4 separate regions of the Homo sapiens genome follow, and all the other regions are linked to region 1. Evidence: chromatin loops called from intact Hi-C (ENCODE). Cell type or tissue: A673. All regions are shown on one strand. Region 1 overlaps RAVER2 (ribonucleoprotein, PTB binding 2). Region 2 holds the start of LOC124904195 (a long non-coding RNA gene). Region 3 overlaps CACHD1 (cache domain containing 1). Region 4 has its middle 110 kb from the start of CACHD1.

Region 1 (5,000 bases):
ACAGCACAGCAGTAGATTTGTGCAGGCAGAAGAATCAACAAACTTAGAATGTAGGTCAATTGAAATTATCCAGTCTGAGAAACTGAAAGAAAAGAGAATGAAGAAAAATGAACCATAGCAATGTAGGCAAGGATGTGGAGAAATGGGAATCCTCATACAGTGCTGGGGGTTGGTGGGATGTAAAAGGGTGCAGCTGCTTTGGAAGAGTGTGGCAGTTCATCAAATGTTAAACATAGAATTACCAGATGGCCCCAGGATTTGACTCCTAGGTGTATCCAAGAGAATTGAAAACTTGTGTCTGTACACAAATGTGTACATGCATTGGCACAGCAGCATTATTCATAATAGCCAAAAAGGAAAACAACCCAAATGTCCATCTAGTGATGAATGAATAAACAAAATGTGGTAATATCCACGTGATGGAATATTATTCACTAGAAAGGAATGGAGTACTGATCCATGCTACAACATTGGTGAACCTTGTGAACATTATGCTAAATGAAATAAGCCAGACAAAAAGTCCACATATGATATTCCATTTATATGAAATATCCAGAATAGGCAAATCCATAGAGAATGTAAGTAGATAGTGGTTATTGGGGGCTGGAGGAAGGAGGAGTTGGGGAGTATGATTAACAGGATTTTTTTGGGGAGGGGAGAGTGATAAAAATACTCTAGAATTCAATTGTGGTGATAGTTGTTCGTAAGTTGGTGAACCTTGTGAATCAACAAATTTTGGACTCTTTAGAAATTAAGCTTCAACTGTACTAAACAGAGAATAGCATTTTCATTTAGTGTTTTAGAGATCCTAAAAGTAGTTAGTTATGAGCAAACAGATCAGATCAGTTTTTCAAGATCTAGGTCTAATTAGAAATCAGTTTTAAATGGACTACCCCTTCCATTTCTCTAGTCAGTTGTAATAATTAATTAGAATTGCCATTGAGCTGTGAATTTTCTCAAAAACTGCATGTCTTGAATATTTGAACTATGATTGGGAAAACTTAAATCAGAAATAAATTATTTAAAAATTTGTAGTATACACTCTAGCAGTTATTAATAGCATTATAGTCAGCTATGTAATCCTGTCAATATGAATGTACAAATTGAGTTTGAAATTTCAGATTCTGAGGTCCTTCTATGTCAAATGGTTGGGAGAAGTCTACCTTAAAAGAGAAGCTTTTGAGCCCATTTATTAAATGTCTATTAAACACCTAAATCTAACATCTAATTATAATCAGTCAAAGACAAAACATTTCACCCTTCCCCTTTTAATTAAAATAGGTAAAAATATATCTTAAGCACCTTTCCAGTTTGACATAGTCCCAATAATGTAAAGAAAAATGTAAGAGGTTTTTCAGCTGTTTGATATGACTGTGTAAGTTGTGATTTTTTTTTTTTTTTTTTTTTTGAGACAGCGTCTTGCTCTGTCATCCAGGCTGGAGGGCAGTGATGCAATCTCAGCTCACTGCAACCTCCACCTCCTGGGTTCAAGTGATTCTCCTGCCTCAGCGTCCCGAGTAGCTCGAATTACAAGCACCCACCACCATGCCCAGCTAATTTTTGTATATTTAGTAGAGACAGGGTTTCACCACATTGACCAGGCTGGTCTTGAACTCCTGACCTCAAGTGATCTGCCTGCCTTGGTCTTCCAAAGTGCTAGGATTATAGGCATGTGCCACCGCGCCCGGCCTGATTTTTGTTTTTCATTTAACACTTGCCATATGTGGCAGTTGTCCAGCATGCAGCACAGCAGTGTTATCTACTTGCACGGTGTGTTCTTGTGTTACCCTGATTCCAGGGATCTCCCCTGCCAGGAGGCTGACTGCCTGTTCCAGGGAATCAACCACAGAATATATGATGAGATGATGTGATGAGGGGAAGAGGAAAGAAAAATGAACAAAAGACCTGGAAAATGAATGCTTGGTCCTTTCATATGGAGCCTAATGCTGCCACCCAGTGGTCAAATAATGCAGACAGACTTGCCAAAAAGTACATTGTGTTATGTAATGAATGCTGTGTGGATTTTTGTATGGACCGTGATAGATCCGAATCGTGTGACAAACACCTACCATACAAAATATGTTTTAAAACATAAGCCTACTTTAAACAACAATTATGGGAGCACAGGTTATCTATATATTAACCCTAGACAATAACTTGGAAAGTACTTTTAAAAAGTGATTTTGGTTAAAAACTGGAAGTAAGGAAAGCAAGCTGTTGAAATGTATTTCGGCTGGGCGGGGTGGCTCATGCTTATAATCCTAGCACTTTGGGAGGCTGAGGTGGGTGGATCACCTGAGGTCAAGAATTCAAGACCAGCTTGGCCAACAGGGCGAAACCCCGTCTCTACAGAAAATACAAAAAATTAGCCGGGTGTGGTGGTGCACGCTTGTAATCCCAAATACTCAGGAGGCTGAGGCAGGAGAATCGCTTGAGCCCGGGAGGCAGAGGCTTTAGTGAGCCGAGATCCCGCCATTGCACTCCAGCTTGGGCAACAGAGCGAGACCCTGTCTCCCAAAAAAAAAAAAAAAAAAAAAAAAAAATTAGTGCTGTGCAATACCTTTTTGGGGATGAATCGTTAAATCCAAAGTTAGGACTCAACCATTATTCATATGAAGAAAGACAAGTAGCTGAGAGGCAAATATGAATATGAACATTGGAAACATTTGTTATGTATATATATCAGACAGAGACATTTTATTATATCATTAATGTCACAGAATGAAGCATATTGATTTTGAAACATTTTTAACAATGGGAGAAAGTTATATTTTTAAATAAAAATTTAAAAATGTTTAATGCAGAAATAATGATAAAATTAATTCATGTTTCTGTAGGTCTGAAATCTAAAAGCTGGACTTGAAGCTATAAGAAAGGGACATTAGGGGCTTGATTCAGATCTCAGGAGAACTAGTGCAGTCCCATTTTGGTTCTCCGTATACCTGACTCCACTGAAGAGACAAGACTTAGAAAAGGTGAAGTGGGGCTGAAGGTAAGGGTGAGACTGAGGAGTCCTTGAGGCAGAATTTTCTGAAAACAAATTTCATTTTGTATTTAAAGGGCTACCTGCTAGATGCTTATATTCTTTTCAGAAGAACAACAATAATAAATATCTTTAATTGGACTGATAGCAGATGAGCCTAATGGAATTCACTGTTGACATTAACATATCCCAAAGGAATCTTCTGAGGGATAGTCAAGATTCCCCTTTCCCCAATTCTTACGATGGCTTTGAAAACTAGCCACCAGTTCAATTATTGACATGAGCTTAAAAATTGAGCTTAAGATACATTGTATTAAAAACTGGCAGTCAACAAATGATATTGTGACATTCTGTTTCTACATTCACTTGGAAATCAATGGGATAAAAGAAAGTCTACATTTACATGAAAATAAAAAGATTTGCTTTAATAAAAGAAAATTAACTTTTTAAAATCCAAGAATAAAATAGCGACTGCATAGAGAATGGGTTTCATAGTAGATGTGTGCAAAAGATTGGATTGGTGAGCAACATTTAAAAGAGCCAACTAATTTGAAATTCTAACGAGAGGGCAGGTGCCCAAAGCGAGAAGCACATTAACCTTTGCTTTGGTAGGCTCTAGTAGATTACGGTGTTCAGTTTTTCCATGTCAGAGTGTCAGAGACCATGGCCCATGACTATTTGCTGAAGGAGCTGGGAATGGATGCTTAGAAAATATTTTTTGAAAGGTATTCATTTACTCATTCAACCAGTATATACTGAATGTCTACTATATGACAGGACTGTTCTAGGCACTAGGGATATGGCAATGAACAAAACATCAAAATCCTTATAAGAATGGAACTTACATTTAGGGGAAAAAATTAGTAAAAGGAATAGTGATCGCTGCAGAGAAAATAAGATGGAGGCTAAAGAGTGTCTGGGAAGTCTTGGAGTTTAAATACGTGGTCAAGGAAGGGTTCATAGTAAAACTGATTCTTGGGCAAAGACCAGAACTTTAGGGAGTATGCCACATGAATATCTATGTAAAGTACATTCCAGGGACAGGGAACAGCAAGTGCAAAGGTACTGAGGCAGAAACATGCTTGGTCTGTTAAAGGAACAGCAAGCAACCTTTAGGGCAGAAGAAGAGGGAGCAAAGTGGAGAATAGGAGATGATGTCACAGTGGGGTCGGGGAGGCAGAGGGCACAGACAATTTAGGACCTTTTAGGCCCTTGTAAGGACTTTGGCTTTTACTCTAAGATAGAAAGCCACTGGGATGCTTTGAGTAGAGGGATAATTGACTGTATTTATAGTTTAACATGCCTAGCTGCTGTGTTAAATAATGAATGTAGAACATAGCAGGGTCAGTTAGGGAGCTGCTGTGGTACAATCCAAGTAAAAATGCTGACTTGGACAAGCCTGGAAGCAACAGAGGCAGTGACATGTGGCTGGACTGGAGACATTTTTGGAAGCTGGAGTCAGTGGGGTATACGAGGGTAAGAGAGGAGCCAAGTCCCCAAGAGTTTTGGCCTAGAAAAATGAATTTGTTATTGATTGAGATGGGTAAGACTGTGTGGGTGGAGCAAGTTTTATGGGTACGTTTTAGACATAAGATCCCTAAGTGAAGATGTTCCTTTATTGGTGTTCATTATACAAGTCTGGAGGTGAGGGGAGAGTTATGGGCCTCTAGAGGTACATATTTGAGAACCATCGCATTCCTGTAAATCGCTATAATTGTGAATTGCATGAAATTGGATGAGATCACCAAGGAAGTGAGGGTAAGTAAAGACACCAGGGGTTAGTCACTGTGCGTCTTAAGATTTCTCTTTCGATTTTGTTTTCTTGGTGAAATAGAAAGCAAAGCATCAGCTGAGAGTGAAGATGAGGGTGTACTGTTGGAGCTTCGAGAAAAGAGAAGGCTTGCAATAGTCACTTAGGGGAGTGGAGATCAGTGGGCAGGGTAGGGTGGGGATATAGTAGGATTGCCCAGGGGCATGAGGGTGAGGGGCCTCCGTTGAAGTTATGCCCATTCTGATA
Region 2 (5,000 bases), 270 kb before region 1:
TATTCAACTCCTTTGTTTACACTGAGAAAATCTCAAATGGAGAAAGTGAAGTACAGCAGGTAAGAGGCAATGAGTACTTGACACTCCCTGTCTTTGTCTTGCTTTTAGATGTGGCTTCGTCACTCTTTCCAAGCAATCTCCACTTGAGGTTTCCTGTTCTTTCTCTCTGTATAATTTCACGTGCATCTCATGCATAATGGTGACAACCTTACACTTCAGATTCTTAGAGGCGGTTAAAAACTTATATGCATGGTTTTCTGCTATCCACGCTATAATTTGGAACTATTTAATTCCTTTTTGTTTTAAAAATTCCTAAATGACTCACACCTAAAAACACTGAAAATTATTTTATCTGATGTAGAAAATAAGTGTCCAGGCTTTGGAATCAGACAGACCCCACGTCAAATTCTGGTTTTCCTCCTTATTTTGTAGCCCCAGTAAGCAATTTAGCCTTTTTGAGCTGCAGTTTCTCAATCTTAAATAAGAGGAACATAATACTGCCTTATGGGGTTGTGAGAATTAAATGATGACAAATTGACCAAGAATGAAATAAAATTGTAATTCTGGCATAGAAGCAGCTCATTGGATGTTGGCTTCTTTTGTTCTTTTCTTTTTCTTTCCTCTTTTTTTTTTTCCTTTGCTTCTCCCCTCCCATCTTCTTTCAGTTCTCTGTGGAGTCAAGAAGTTTTGAGGTCAGATTCTATTTACTTTATTTATAGCTGGCTTCAGATGAACTGCCTCCTAAAATATAGTGTTGATGAACCTGGTCGTAAATAATTGATCTGTGCTTGAAAAGAAGGGTGGTAAATAGGAGTTGGTTTTAATTTCAGCGAATCCACCAACTTCATTACAGTATGTGACCATCAACACCATCAACTAGTAATTTGAAGCTAGGTTTGAAACTCAAGTAAAAAACAGAACCAAGCTAAAAACCAGAGTGTAGCAGACTGCTTCCACAGAATAGAAAGATAACTATAGTAAACTGCATACGATTTTGAACTCTCTGAGATTCCGCCATTATTATGTTCATGGAGAACAGCTTGACATTTGCAAGTGTCCTTATAGTAAAGTTGTTTGTAGGATACTTATTTACTTATAATAAATTACCGTGGTTTAATCTTGAAGTGCAGCATTTCCTGTTTATAGACATTGAGTTTTTAAAGATTGAGTTTCTGCAGGTTAAATATAGAGGATATAAATAGTCATGTATATGTATGTTCTTTTTCTTAGCTTTAGATATTTTTAAAAGCTGATGGCCTGAGTATTTATTTATTGTAGTAAATAGGATGTAGTTTGCTGTGCTAAGTCTTATCTTCATAATTCCTGTCTTATTTTTATTTCAGCAAACTAGAAAGTTCTTTATGGTCGTGAAATTTAAGAGATTTTTTGTGGGCGAAGATTTCTGAACGAAGCATGTTCAAGGAAACTTTCTGGGAGACCAGAGGCCATTTGATAACATTTTAAAGAAACTGATCCAGGGATATCAGTTTTGCCACTTTCCTTCAAGTAACAGATACAAGTTCTTACTTAGGCTGTTGTCAAATGTGAAAGTTTTTTCCCCCCACCCCCTTTGCACTGATGTCATTTTTTATTTATCTAGCTAGGAACAAGTTTAGAAGCCTTTAACAATAATTTTAGAAATTATACCTGCTGACTGAGCACTTATGGAACATCAGGGCTAGGCAACTTCCATGTATATCACATTGATTTTTACCAAATAACCTTGAAGGAAAGATATCTTATTACAGATGAGGAAATTGGGGCTCCAAGAGGTAAAATAAGTTATTTGTAGTTGATGGATATCAAGCAGGACAGCTAGCTTTTGAAATAAATATGACAGAAAGTTTTATTATTTGTACTTTTATTTTGTTTTGTTTTTTTTTTTTTTTTGAGACAGGATCTTGCTCTGTCGCCCATGCTGGAGTGCAGTGGTGGGATCATAGCTCACTGCATCCTTTATCTTCCAGGCTTGATCAAGTGATCCTCCCATCTCAGCCTCTCAAGTAACTTGGACTACAGGCACATGCCCACATGCCCGGCTGATTTTTTGTTGTTGTTTTTAGTAAAGATGAGGTCTTGCCATGTTGCCCAGGCTGGTCTCAAACTCCTCAGCGCAAACAATCCTCCTGCCATGGCCTTCCAAAGTGCTGGGATTACAGGCATGGGCCACTGTGCCCAGCCTATTATCTGTATTTTTAATTTAACATAGTTTATTTTTAAAATACATGTTTTCATCAGATACAGGAGTCTCTGCTAAACTGTCTTTATCTGAATAATTCAAGTGCAAGGGAATTATCGTACAATCTATTCTGTGTGTCTTATTACTGATTGTCAAAAAGTTCTTTTTTATTTGAACCAGAAGGGTACTGACTTTTAAATTCCTCCAGTCTCTCCACTCCATCCTCTGGAAGAACACTTAACAAATAGATCTGTGTCTGTTGTTTATCCCAAAAATGAGGACAGTTGTGTCGTTGTTATTATCATTTAGCCTAAATTTTAGTATAAACAGGTCTTAAATAATTTCTTCTTCTGTGACATGATTTCCAGATCCTTTCAGTACTGTGGTCATTATTACAACAACATAACAATAAAAGCTCATATTTACGCATTTATTGAAAAATTTGCTATCACTTCATTATGATGGTTCTCCCATGGGTTGAATTGAACACGGGATTTCTCATTCTACAATGAGAACACAGACACTTCAGTACCTTCTTGACTTAAATAACTGCTTAGACATTCTAGACTCTGTGGTCCTGGACAGTACCCAGAATGAAATCTTTAGGGACATGTTTACCTCGTATGTTTCCTATTCTGTAAAATATCCGCCATCACAATCACTCACACTTCTATGTCCTTTGAACTTCAGAACAACTCCATGAGGTAGGTGGCAGTATTGTTATTAGCAATGTTCAGAAAGGCCACGGATCCCAGCTAGTAGGTAATTAAGCTGGCTTTTAAAACAGTTGTGAAATTTATCAAATATATGGAGACGTGTAAAACATACATATAAATAAATATATTAAAATGAACATCTTAACTTACTACCCAGCTAAAGAAATGAAGCATTACCAAACTTAGAAGGCCCTTGTATGACCTTCCAAAGAGAATATCTTCCTCTCTCCCTCTCAGAGGTAGCCTTATCCTAATTTTTTGTTAGCAATTCCCTTGCATTTTTTTGTTTTGATTTGTTTTATATGTACTTATCCCCAAATTAATTTTGTGTTTGGCTATTTTTGTTCTTTATATAAATTTTAAGCATATGTTTATATTCACATATCTTGCTAGTTTCACTCAGCTTCATATTCATTAGAAGCACCCATGTTGACATCTGTAATTAAGGGTCATTTATTTCCATTTCTGTGGTATTCCATTATATGCAATTTATGTATCCATTTTATAGCTGACATTGTTTGGGCTGTTTCTAATTTTGTTGTTGTTTTGTTTTTTAAGAGACAGGTTCTCGCTCTGTTGCCCAGGCTGGAGTGCAGTGGCACGATCATTGCCCATTGCAGCCTCAAACTCCTGAGCTCAAGCAATCCTCCTGCCTCAGCCTCCCGAGTAGTTGGGACTACATGTACACCACTAAATCTGGCTAATTTTTAAAATTTTATTCTAATGTTTTGATTTTTGTTCATACCTCCGTACATAGTACAGAAGGAATAATTCCCTTAATTGCAGGAATTTTATTATCCTTGGCCTCCTGCCAACTTAATGATGGTAGAACTGTGTGTTGTATGTGTGTCTCCACACACCACTGCCCTAAATAGTGGGGCAGGTGACACTATTCAGCTCAGGTGGAGAATCACTTCTCTAGAGTAGAAGTGCTGGGTGTCAGTGTTCAACATGACTGAATAATGCCAGACTGCTTCCACAGTGGCTGTCATGGGTCACTTGCTTATCTGCATCTCCTTTAATATCTGATATTGTCTGATTTTTAATCCTTTGCCAAATGTGGGGTGTCTGAAATGGTATCAGGCGAGTTTCATTTGCCTCGCTCTGATTACTAATGAAGTTGAAACACCTTTTTGCATGCTTATAGTAAATTTTTGTGGTTTTGTTTTGTCAAATATCTATGAATGCTCCTTGTCCAGTTTTTTAGTTGTTTATTTTAGAAGTTTAAAAATGCTGTATATGTTCTAGATCAGTGCTGTCCAAAGAGAACTTTCTGAGATGATGATGTTCCATATTAGGGCAAGTAGAGTAGCTACCAGCCATGTATGACTACCGAGTAACTGAAATGTGTCTAGAGCTACTGATAATTAAATTTTAAATAAAATAGCTACATGTGGCTGGTAGTTACCATATTAGGTTGCTGTGCAGATTTATGATTCGTAAATAAGTCCTTTTAGTTTTTGCCTTCCTTGTCTTTTCATCTCATTTTATTGTTTTTATGTTTTGTTTGGTTTTGAGATAGGGTTTTGCTCTGTCACTCCAGTTTGAGTGCTTGGTGCAATCACAGCTCACTACAGCCTCCACCTTTGGGGCTCAAGCATTCCTCCCGCTTCAGCCTCCCAAATAGCTGGGACCACAGGCAGGCACCACCATGCCCAGTTCATTTTTGTATTTTTTGTGGAGACAGGGTTTCTCCACGTTGCCCAGGCTGGTCTTGAACTCCTGAGCTCAAGCAATCCACCATCCTTGCCCTCCCCAAAGTACTGCGATTACAGGCATGAGCCACTGCAGCTGGCCTCATTTTATCTTTTAAAGAATTAACGTTTTAATTTTAACTCAGTTTTTTAAAAAATCGATCTTTAGACATAAAGATATTCTCCTATACTGCCTTCTAAAACTTCTGCCTCTCTCACTTAAGACTTCTTTTTGTTTGTTTGTTTGTTTTGAGATGGAGTCTTGCTCTGTCACCCAGGCTGGAGTGCAGTGGCACGATCTCAGCTCACTGCAACCTCCGCCTCCTGGGTTCAAGGGATTCTTCTGCCCTTAGCCTCCCGAGGAGCCGGGACTACAGGAGTCCACCACCATGCCCGGGTAATTTTTGTAGT
Region 3 (5,000 bases), 140 kb before region 1:
AAGGATATAACAAAAGGAAATATTTTTGCACAGCTGTACAATGTGTCTGTATTTTAACCTGTTATTACAAAATAGTCAAAAAGTTTTAAAAGTTTAAAAGTTTATAAAGCAAAAAAGTTACAGTAAGCAAAGGTTTATTATTGAAGAAAGAAAAAAGTTTAATAAATTTAGAGTAGCCTAAATATATAGTGTTTATAAAGTCTACAGTAGTGTACACTGATGTCCTAGGCCTTCACATTCACTCACCAGTCACTCACTGGCTCACACAGAACAACTACCAATCCTGCAAGCTCCATTTATGGTAAGTGCTCTATATAGGTGTACCTTTTTTGTTTTTTGTTTTTTGTTTTTTGTTTTGAGACAGAGTTTTGCTCTTGTCGCCCAGGCTGGAGTGCAATGGTGCGATCTCGGCTCACCACAACCTCCACCTCCTGGGTTCAAGCGATTCTCCTGCTTCAGCCTCCCAAGTAACTGGGATTACAGGCACATGCCACCATGCCCGGCTAATTTTGTATTTTTGGAAGAGACTGGGTTTTTCCATGTTGGTCAGGCTGGTCTCGAACTCCCAACCTCAGGTGATCCGCCCACCCCAGCCTCGCAATGTGTTGAGATTACAGGCGTGAGCCACTGCGCCCGGCCACAGGTGTACCATTTTAAAAAATCTTTTATACGGTATTTTTCTGGTACCTCTTCTATGTTTAGATATATAAATACCTATAGTATTACCTACAGTATTGTGTACAATTGTGTTTTAGTTGCCTACAGTATTCAGTGCAGTAACATGTGGCACAGGTTTGTAGCCTAGAAGAATAGGCTATGCCATATAGCCGAGGTGTGTAGTAGGCTGTATCATCTAGGTTTGTGAAAGTACACTCTGTGACATTTGTGCAATGATGAAATTACCTAAGGACACATTTCTCATAATGTATCTCTGTCATTACACAAGACATGACTGTACCCTTGTACACTGTGGAGGTGGAGGGGGCTACAGATGGGAGTTGTTACTTCCTCAAGACAGCTTGGTGTAGAGGAAGAGCTTAGGAGATAGGGTAAAGCCAGTTCACTTTGAAGCCTACTTCTCCCCCTTTTTTTTCCACAAGCTGTTGAGACCTTAGTGAGCTACCTTAGACCTGAGTTTCCTAACACTTAAGGTAGGATTAAAAATTTTTACTGCAGTCTGGGCAATATGGTGAGACCCTGTCTCTACAAAATAAAAAAATTAGCCAGGCATGGTGGTACGTGCCTGTAGTCCCAGCTACTCGGGAGACTGAGGTGGGAAGATCACTTGAGCCCAGGAGGTCAAGGTTGCAGTGAGCCATGTTAGCACCACTGCACTCTAGCCAAGAACTCTTTGAGCTCTTTGAGACAGGGCTGTCTCAAAAAAAAAAGAAAAAAAAAATGCTGGGTGGAGTTGCAATGAGGATGAAATGAAATGACATATGATAGGCACGGTGCTCAGGGTTGACCTCCCTACCTCTGTGCCCACCCTGCCCTGAAGAAATTTACAGTCTAGGAGGAAGCTATAAATGAATGCATGTATTCATATGCTTGATAAAAGGTGGAATATGACAGCTTCCTTAAAAGAGTAAAACAAAGAAGGAAAGGGGTGAGAGTTCACTTTTATCTGCGAGTAAATTATGGGAAACCCCATGGAGGAACATGGCATTGACTGGCCCTTGAACTGGTAGGATTGTGGCGTCATGATTCTCTGCTCCCTGATAAGCGTATTTCCATGTGAATCCTTGAGTGTGTTACACAAAAGGAAACTCAAAAGAATTAAGTCTATAAATACATGACTACACAACGGCCTCGGCTCTCATGGTATGAGTTCAGAGTTGTGATCCTAGAATTGAATGAAAATTGAATGTTACCAAACTAAACTTAGAAACTTTAGGGTGTATTTTTATTTAGAAATATTTTATGTGGCCAACAGAATTTCGTTTTTCAAAAGAATCTAATTTTAATTGTTGTATCTTAAGAAAAACTACTCCAATTGAGAATGTTTTTTGAAAGTAGAATCATTTTGGCCCATAGTCTAAGACCACTTAGAATGATTGATTTTCAGCAGTGTTACCCTCACAAGTGGAGGTTAGAAACAATTACTACCTGTGTGTGTTTTCAACTATCTATCTGCTTTGCCCATTTCTCTTAAAAATATCATGTTCTGTCCAATCATCTATTGGCTTATTTTTAAGTCAAAAAACACCTGTACGTTATTTGTTCCTTGTGAATTTGTATTTTGGTTACTATCTCATCAGAAACTTTATGTAAGTGTATATTAGGCAACATTTTTTTCTTTGTAGAGGAAGATTTCTCCCTAGTTTGTGGCAAATTCCAAAATACTTAAAAAGCAAATGCTGAACCTTAAAAACCTGGTCAAAAAACTTTGTAGATGAACGTAAGACCATTTTCTAGAGGTGCACAAACATTCTCCTGCAGTTACTCTCTGTGGCCACGAGATGGTGAGTGAGTCCCCAGAGGGACGTCACACCCCTTATAATCAAACAAAGTTTCTTAGGAACTATCAGATAAATATATAAGCAGACTGTCAAAGAACAAAAACCTAATCTCGGCTCTTTTTGATAGATGCCTGACCTCCTTTCTAAAGCCCATTTCCCACTTGAGATTGTATTTGCAGACACTTTGCTACATAAGCCTTTGGATAGTAAATAAATTTTTCCTTGAAAGTGTTTGCAAATATCCTTTGTGTTTCAAATAGTGCGTCTTCCTCCATGAGTCAGGGACTATGTCTGTCTTAATTCATCACCCTTCCCAGTGCTCAGCAGAACTGCCTGGCACTGAGTAAACAATTAATTTGTTGAATACGAAAATGTGTTTGTCTTTCTCCTGCTTTTCCACAACTTGCTATTCCCTTCTCCCCTGACCTCTTCAGATTTCCATTAATGATTGAAATAAGAGGAAGTTACAGAGGAGTTGAGCAATGGTATCATAGTAAGGAAATTAAATGGAATGCCCTTAGTATGAGAGTTTTACTCTGAAAGCACCTCTGTTGAGGTTCCTATCAGAAAGCAGTAGCAGAAGAGATGGGGGTGCCATCCTGAGATGAAGAGATGGGTGCCCTCCTGAGTTGCCTTGGAGACAGCTGCACCATCACTACCGTCCTGGATGTGAACCCAGGACCTGTGACCAGCCAGGTTCAGAGTGTCACTGGACTCTGTCATAACCCATGGACAGAGTCCAGTGTATCCTAGAATGTCTGCATTATTAGATGAGACTAGTGAATGTTGTACCAGGCAAAGCCACAGGTAACTACAAAATTCACTGATGCTGTTGCTTTGAGAGTATAGTGTGCGTTGGTGGGGGGTGGGGCAGCAGTTGTTTTTAAGTTCCTGCTTTGTGTGAGTCACTGTGTTAAATACTAGGGATACAAAGATAAACAGGAACTTACAATTTAAGAAAGAATTTGCTAATGAATAGATAGCCTTATATTTTTTATTATAATATGGCAAAATATAAGAGATGTGCACAGAATGCATGTAAAATCACAGAAGGAGCACCAGCCCCCATGTGGGCTGGCAGGACTGGAGGTGGGTGGGGGAAATAGGTTGGGAAAGCTTCCCAGAGAAGACTTTCCAACTGAAGCATGAGGCACAATAGCAAGATGAGGAAGGTGGGAGGGTGAGCCAAGCAGAAGGGCCACCATGAATCTAACACCTCGAATGCTAACATGAATTATCAGTTAGTGTGTGGGTGCTTGTAAATGAGCAGAGACGGGAAGCTATCCAGGAAGTGTTTGAATAATCACTGGGATTTTGCTAAAATCCTGTTTTCTACTTTAATCCTTTACATGTATAGCATAAGGTGGTTTTAATATGCACAGCAGTTTGTGACTTAGATTCTGGAGCCTAGCACCCAATCTAACACTCCAGACTTAGCACTGCTAAAGCTGAGAAACCTATTCTGGCTCCTGGTCTCTTAATCCTGGGTAAGGGCATCACTATTTGCTCAGTATCTGAACCTAGAAACCTCGACCTTTTCCAAGGATGTCAGCTCCCTGGCATCTTCACCAGGCAAGTCCATTTGGTCACCAAATCCAGCCTACTGTGCACTTGAACAGTCCACACACTGCGACTGCCCTACTTTATGTCCTTGCCATCTCCTCGAGGCCCATGCTCCAGCACCCTGTCCTCTGAGCCTCTGATCCCACCTTCCTTCTGTCCAGCCTCCCCATTGCCCCCTGACCACTCCCACTGTCCACTACTAGATCATAGCTCATAGCTTCAGCCAGCCTTCTTGACCTGGTCTTAGCCTATCTGTCCAGTGCCATCTCCCACCGCCCCAACCCCCAGCACCAAGCTTTCACCATTCCCAGAAGCCACCAGAGCCCTTCCAGCTGTTGTACCATTGCATGTGCTTGGGCCCTGCTGGAGGTACCTTTACACCCCTGTCTTTACCTACTTAGCCCCTTTTCTCCCATCAGGTCTACCCAATTGTCACCTCAAGGATCTAAGCCAAGTCCATTGGCTTTGGAATTCCTTTTGTGTGCCTCTGTTTTAGCACATGGGTGTTTCCCCTTCTTGCCCTAAGGTAGGCCTCTCAGGAGCTGAGGCCTCACCTTAGCCCTTTCCTGTCCAGCCTCTAGCCTGGCACCTGGCACCAAGAAGGCACTCAGTCATGGTGGACACACATGTCTCCCATCCAAGTACTAACCAGGCCCGACCATGCTTATGGTGGACACATATGTCAGTGAACACTTCCTCTTCTGCCCTGAATTTGCAGATGACACTTCTGAGATTCTGGCTAGACATCTCCACATATGTGACCAACAGAGTCTCAAAATCAAGCTGTGCATAAACAAAATGTGTCTTCTTTCCTGAGACTCAATCTGTGAGTTGTCCTTTCTTATCCTTATAACTTGAAGTTGTAGTCACCTTTCACTACTCCTCACCCCCACAGTCCCCCACATCTGATGACTTACCAATTTCTCTTGCCTCCACCACTGAGATAGCTTTTAAATCTGTCCAATCCCACTGCCCTAG
Region 4 (5,000 bases), 460 kb before region 1:
TTAACACCGTTGCCTGACAGCTGCTTTCATGTTTTGTATCAAGACTAAAATGGTCTCATTCTAGTCTTAAGCCAGTGAATTTTCTGGGAACAAGTAGTTCACATTTGGTACAAGAATTCTCACCTCTTCACTGGCTTAAAGTATTTTTCCTCCCAGCTTCCCTGGCTTGCATCATGGTAGCTGCCCTCTTTTGTTTTAACTTTGAGACTGTTCCCTTGGCCTAACCCAGACAGATGACCTGTATTTTAAATAGTCTTTTAGAATCAGTTTCACCTCTGAGTCTTTAGTTTTCTCATTTATAAAGTGAGTATAACAATACCCTCCTCACAGGGTCATGGTGCAAATTCTTAACTTTAAATATGGCTCATGGTAGGGACTCATTAAAGGTTAGCATTTTCACAGCTAATTGTTCATAAAAAAGAAAAAGAGGGCCAGGCGTGGTGGCTCATGCCTGTAATCCCATTTGGGAGGCTGAGGTGGCGGATCACCTGAGGTCAGGAGTTCCAGACCAGCCTAGCCACATAGTGAAACCCCCATCTCTACTAAAAATACAAAAATTAGCCAGACGTGGTGGCAGGCGCCTGTAATCCCAGCTACTCGGGAGGCTGAGGCAGAAGAATCGCTTGAACCTGGGAGGCTGAGGTTGCAGTGAGCCAAGATCATGCCATTGGACTCCAGCCTGGGCAACAAAAGTAAAACTCTATCTGAAACACACACACACACACACACATACACACAGAGAGAGAGAGAGAAAAGAAAAAGGGATCAATTATTTCTGTTTCATAGCTGTGTCCTCAGTTAAAAGAAAAACAATGTCCATTCATGGTGGCTCATGCCTGTAATTCTAGCTCTTGGGAGGTCAAAGAGGAAAGATAATCTGAGGCCAGAAGTTCAAGACTAGCCTGGGCAACATAGTGAGACCCCATCTCTACAAAATATAAAAAGTTAGCCAGGTATAGTGGTACGTGCCTGTAATCCCAATTACATGGGAGGCTGAGGCAGGAGGATCACTTGAGCCCAGGAATTTGAGGCTGCAGTGAATTGTGATGACACCACTGCACTCCAACTGAGTGACATAACAAGACCCTGTGTCCAAAAAGAAAAAACAAAAATGGCATACATTTGCTGTTATTGTTTGCACATAATATAAACTGTTAGAATAAATAAGCTCAGCAAAGTTGCAGAATAAAAAATTAATGCACAAAAATCTGTTGCATTTCTATATACCAAAAATAGACAACCAAAAAAAGGAAATTAATTAAACAATTCTATTTACAGTACCATCAAAAAGAATAAAATACTTAGAAACAAACAATCAAGGAAGCGAAAGACTTATAAACTCAAAACTACAAAATTTTGCCAAAAGCAATGAAAGAAGACACCCATAAATGGAAAGACAGCCCACATTCATAGACTGGAAAACTTACTAGTGTTAAGATGTTACCACTATGCAAAGTGATATACAGATCCAATGCAATCCCTATTAAAATTTCAATGATGTTTTTGCAGAAATAGAAAAACCCGTCCTAAAATTCATATGGCATCTCATGGGACCCCATATAGCCAAAACAACATTGAAAAAAAACAATATTGGTCTCACATTTCCCGATTTCAAAACTTTCTGCAGTGCTACAATAATCAAAACAGTCTAGTACTGGTATAAAGACAGACATACAGAGCAATGAAATAGAATAGAAAGCCCAGAAATAAATCCTCCCACTTAAGGTCAAATGATTTTCAACAAGGGGGCCAAGACCATTCAATAGGTAAAGGACAGTCTTTCCAACAAATAGTGTTGGGAAACTTGTATATCCACATGCAAAAGAATGAAGTTGAACCCTTAGTTTCTGCCATATATAAAAATGACCAAAACATAAGAGCTAAAGCTATAAAATTCTTAGAAGAAAACATAGGGCAAAACCTTCATTGTATTGGATTTAGCAATGATTTCTTGGATATGAAACCAAAAGTACAAGCAACAAAAGAAAAAAATAGATAAATTGGACACTATCAAAATTAAAAACTTCTGTGCATCAAAGAATACCATCAACAAGGTAAAAAGGTAACCCACCAGAATGGGAGAAAATATTTGCAAATCACATATCTGATAAGGGATTAATATCCAGGATATCTAAATAACTTTTACAACTCAACAACAAATACACAAATAACCCAGTTCAAAAATGAGCAAATATTTGAATAGACATTTCTCTAAAGAAGATATGCAAATGGCTAAATAAGCACATGAAAAGATGCTCAACATTTCTAATCATAAAGGAACTGCAAATCAAAACTGCCACAAGATGCCACTTCACACCCATTAGAATGATTATTGTCAGAAAACAGAAAATAACACGTGTTGGCAAGGATGTGGAGAAAATGGAACCCTTGTGCGTTGCTGGTGGGAATGTAAAATGGTGAAGTCACTGAAAAACAGTATGACAGATCCTAAAAAATTTAAACATGGAATTACCATATAATCCGGCAACTCCACTTCTGGGTATATACCAAAAGAATTAAAAGCAAGACTCAACCTTTGTATATCAACGTTCATAGCAGCAATAGTCACAATAGACAAATGGTAGAAAAGTCCAAATGTCAATCTACGGATGAATTTATAAACAAAATGTGATATATACATACAACAGAATATTCTTCAGCCTTAAATAAAGAAGAAAATTTCCAGCCTGGGCAACATAGCGAGACCCTGTCTCTAAAAAAATAAAATAAAATTAGCTGGGCATGGTAGCTTATGCCTGCAGTCCTAGCTACTTGGGAGGCTGAAGAGGAGGGATTGCTTGAGCCCAGGAAGTTGAGGCTGCAGTGAGCCGTGATCGTGCCACTTCACTCCAGCCTGGGCGACAGGGTGAGAACAAAGAAAGATGAAAGAGAGGAAGGAAGGAAAGAAGGAAGGAAGGAAGGAAGGAAGGAAGGAAGGAAGGAAGGAAGGAAGGGAAATTCTGACACATACTATAACATAGATGAATCTTAAAGACAAGTCAGTCACTAAAGGACAAATATTGTAAGTTTCCACTTAAATATGGTACCTGGAGTAGTCAAATTCATAGAGACAAAAGGTAGAATGATGGTTGCCAAGGGCTTACTAGAGAGAAGAATGAAGATTTTTAATGGGTATAGAGCTTCTGTTTGGGAAGATGAAGTTCTAAAGATGGATGGTGGTGATGGTTACACAACACTGTGAATGTACTTAATTCTGTTAACCACTACAGTTAAAAATGTTTACAGTGGTATAATCAATGTTTATGTACATTTTACCACAACTTAAAAAAAAGATAACTATATTATCTGGCAGGAAAAACCTGCTCAGCCTGTGGCCACTCTTGGACAATAATAAATTCTGAGAAGAGTGAGAAATTTGAATTTTATTTGGGATACAATTTCTCCAGATATATCTATCCTTGAGAATTCTGTGAATTATACCTCTGCAAAATACAACTGTATTTCATGAATATATTTTGACTCAGTAGGACAGTGGGTGGCCAGTTTGAGGACAAAACGCCATGCTTATTTTCTTTTTAAAAAGACAGCGTTTATTAGAGAACACTGTGAAATGACTTGGGAAAATTCTGGAGAGAATCAAACTCCTTTCAGAAGTGCATGAGAATCCTCTTTAGAAATACTGAAACCAATTGTAGATGGTAACTGCAGGGGAAGAACCTTATATTTTATTTATATATATATAATATAAGCAATATGTAATATAAAAATTATATAATTATATAATATATATTATATATATTATGGCAAAAACCACAGTTACATTCACACCAACCTAGATTAAGTGGTTCAAGCCTTCATTTAAAAAAAAAAGATTGTTTACATAAGGAATAAGAGAAATAGAAATGGAAATCTTGCCTTAAGTTGTGGGAGGGTAAGGCACACTCACTAGCTCTACCCATGCACAAAGCAATTAATGGGCACACACACTTTTCTCGTGGGAACAGTAGCAGCCCACCTCTTGAGAGGCCTAACCGCTTGGTATTCATTAGCTTGATGAGCTCTCCAAGGCCCAGATTCTGGTCCAAGCCTTGCCAGCTTACTTACCCGATGTGTCCCCACACTGACAGATGGTCCAGCTCTCAGGACCTGACTCACATTAACTCTGCTCATGGAATGGGGGTATGGAAAAGAGAATGCCAATTCATGAACTTAGTGTGATTTAGAAATACCACAGGGACCAAGAATATTCAAAGTCATTTTAACCCACACATTTTTATCCCTGTTAAACGAATCTGTGTGGGCAGCCAAATGTTAATCAGAGAAGATTGCTTGGTGAGCATGAAATCAGAAGTGAGGCATTCAATGTCCATTGACAGCAGGCTAAAGCAGTGTTTCTCAACTCCCAAAGAGTTTGATTTGATTATTCTAGGTTTCAGCCTGGGCACAGGTTTATCTTCAAAATCTGCCCAGGTGATTTTAATAAAAAATCTGAATTTTGAACTACTGGGCTAATATATGCTTGTGTACCACCAGGACTAGGAACTGCCTGCTAGATGTCCTTTGGCAAAGGTTCCCTGTCTGAATAGTGCTTGGGTACTGCCAATGTCTGCCTCTGAGACTCTTTTGTTCTGTCATGGGTGCCAACCCCTCTCCCTTTTTTCATTCTAAGTGCTTGTTTCACAGAAGCATGAAGAAACCAAGTGACTTGCCTAAGGCTATACAGTTAGAGGCAGAATCAGAACTAAAATTACAGTTCTTCTGAATTTCATTCTAGGGCTTTGCTTTTTCACCTGGCCTTCAAAGAGATCTGCAGGGACTTTATAGCAGAGGGTTGCCTTGAACAACCCATAGTTCACATGTCAGGTCAGGTCCCCATAGTTCACATGTCAACTGCTTTTAGTTTCTTGAGGTATGGGTTCTGGTGAAGACAGAGTTAATTACTTTAAGTTGGGATATATTTAAAGTTATTGAATTGTAAGGGGTGCCTCTCTGTGCTCCCCACTATATTGTGTGTTTATTTCTCTCATACCAACAAGTTT

The links. Hi-C counts contacts between places; a loop is a spot of excess contacts. Peaks named below come from ENCODE experiments on the same cell type or tissue, not always from the same donor. Only the 100,000 strongest peaks of a DNase experiment are listed, where the experiment ranks them.
Region 2: a loop joins it to region 1, with 5 times the contacts of the local background. A loop is called at or near these places in 11 of 110 quality-filtered maps.
Region 3: a loop joins it to region 1, with 7 times the contacts of the local background. A loop is called at or near these places in 98 of 110 quality-filtered maps.
Region 4: a loop joins it to region 1, with 10 times the contacts of the local background. A loop is called at or near these places in 3 of 110 quality-filtered maps.

What each region holds. Positions count from the first base shown.
Region 1 is chr1:64,822,417-64,827,416 of GRCh38, forward strand. The region is part of intron 11 of RAVER2 (ribonucleoprotein, PTB binding 2); the gene reads left to right. Among named protein-coding and RNA genes, the nearest start is that of RAVER2, 80 kb to the left of the region's middle. RefSeq lists an enhancer at 4,715-4,894. In A673, a CTCF peak has its summit at 1,973 (motif pointing left); DNase peaks (open chromatin) are centred at 1,925 and 4,735; H3K27ac peaks cover 2,397 bases.
Region 2 is chr1:64,550,598-64,555,597 of GRCh38, forward strand. It overlaps CACHD1 (cache domain containing 1), which reads left to right. Exons shown (of 27, transcript NM_020925.4): 2 at 1-59. It overlaps LOC124904195 (a long non-coding RNA gene), which reads left to right and starts at 2,157. Exons shown (of 2, transcript XR_007066150.1): 1 at 2,157-5,000. In A673, a CTCF peak has its summit at 2,884; a DNase peak (open chromatin) is centred at 144.
Region 3 is chr1:64,684,470-64,689,469 of GRCh38, forward strand. The region is part of intron 26 of CACHD1 (cache domain containing 1); the gene reads left to right. Among named protein-coding and RNA genes, the nearest start is that of RAVER2, 58 kb to the right of the region's middle. In A673, a CTCF peak has its summit at 2,458; DNase peaks (open chromatin) are centred at 2,472 and 3,612; H3K27ac peaks cover 1,898 bases.
Region 4 is chr1:64,359,239-64,364,238 of GRCh38, forward strand. No RefSeq gene overlaps it. Among named protein-coding and RNA genes, the nearest start is that of CACHD1, 110 kb to the right of the region's middle. RefSeq lists an enhancer at 1-11. In A673, no CTCF peak of the experiment used is centred here; DNase peaks (open chromatin) are centred at 2,943, 3,513 and 4,093; H3K27ac peaks cover 4,951 bases.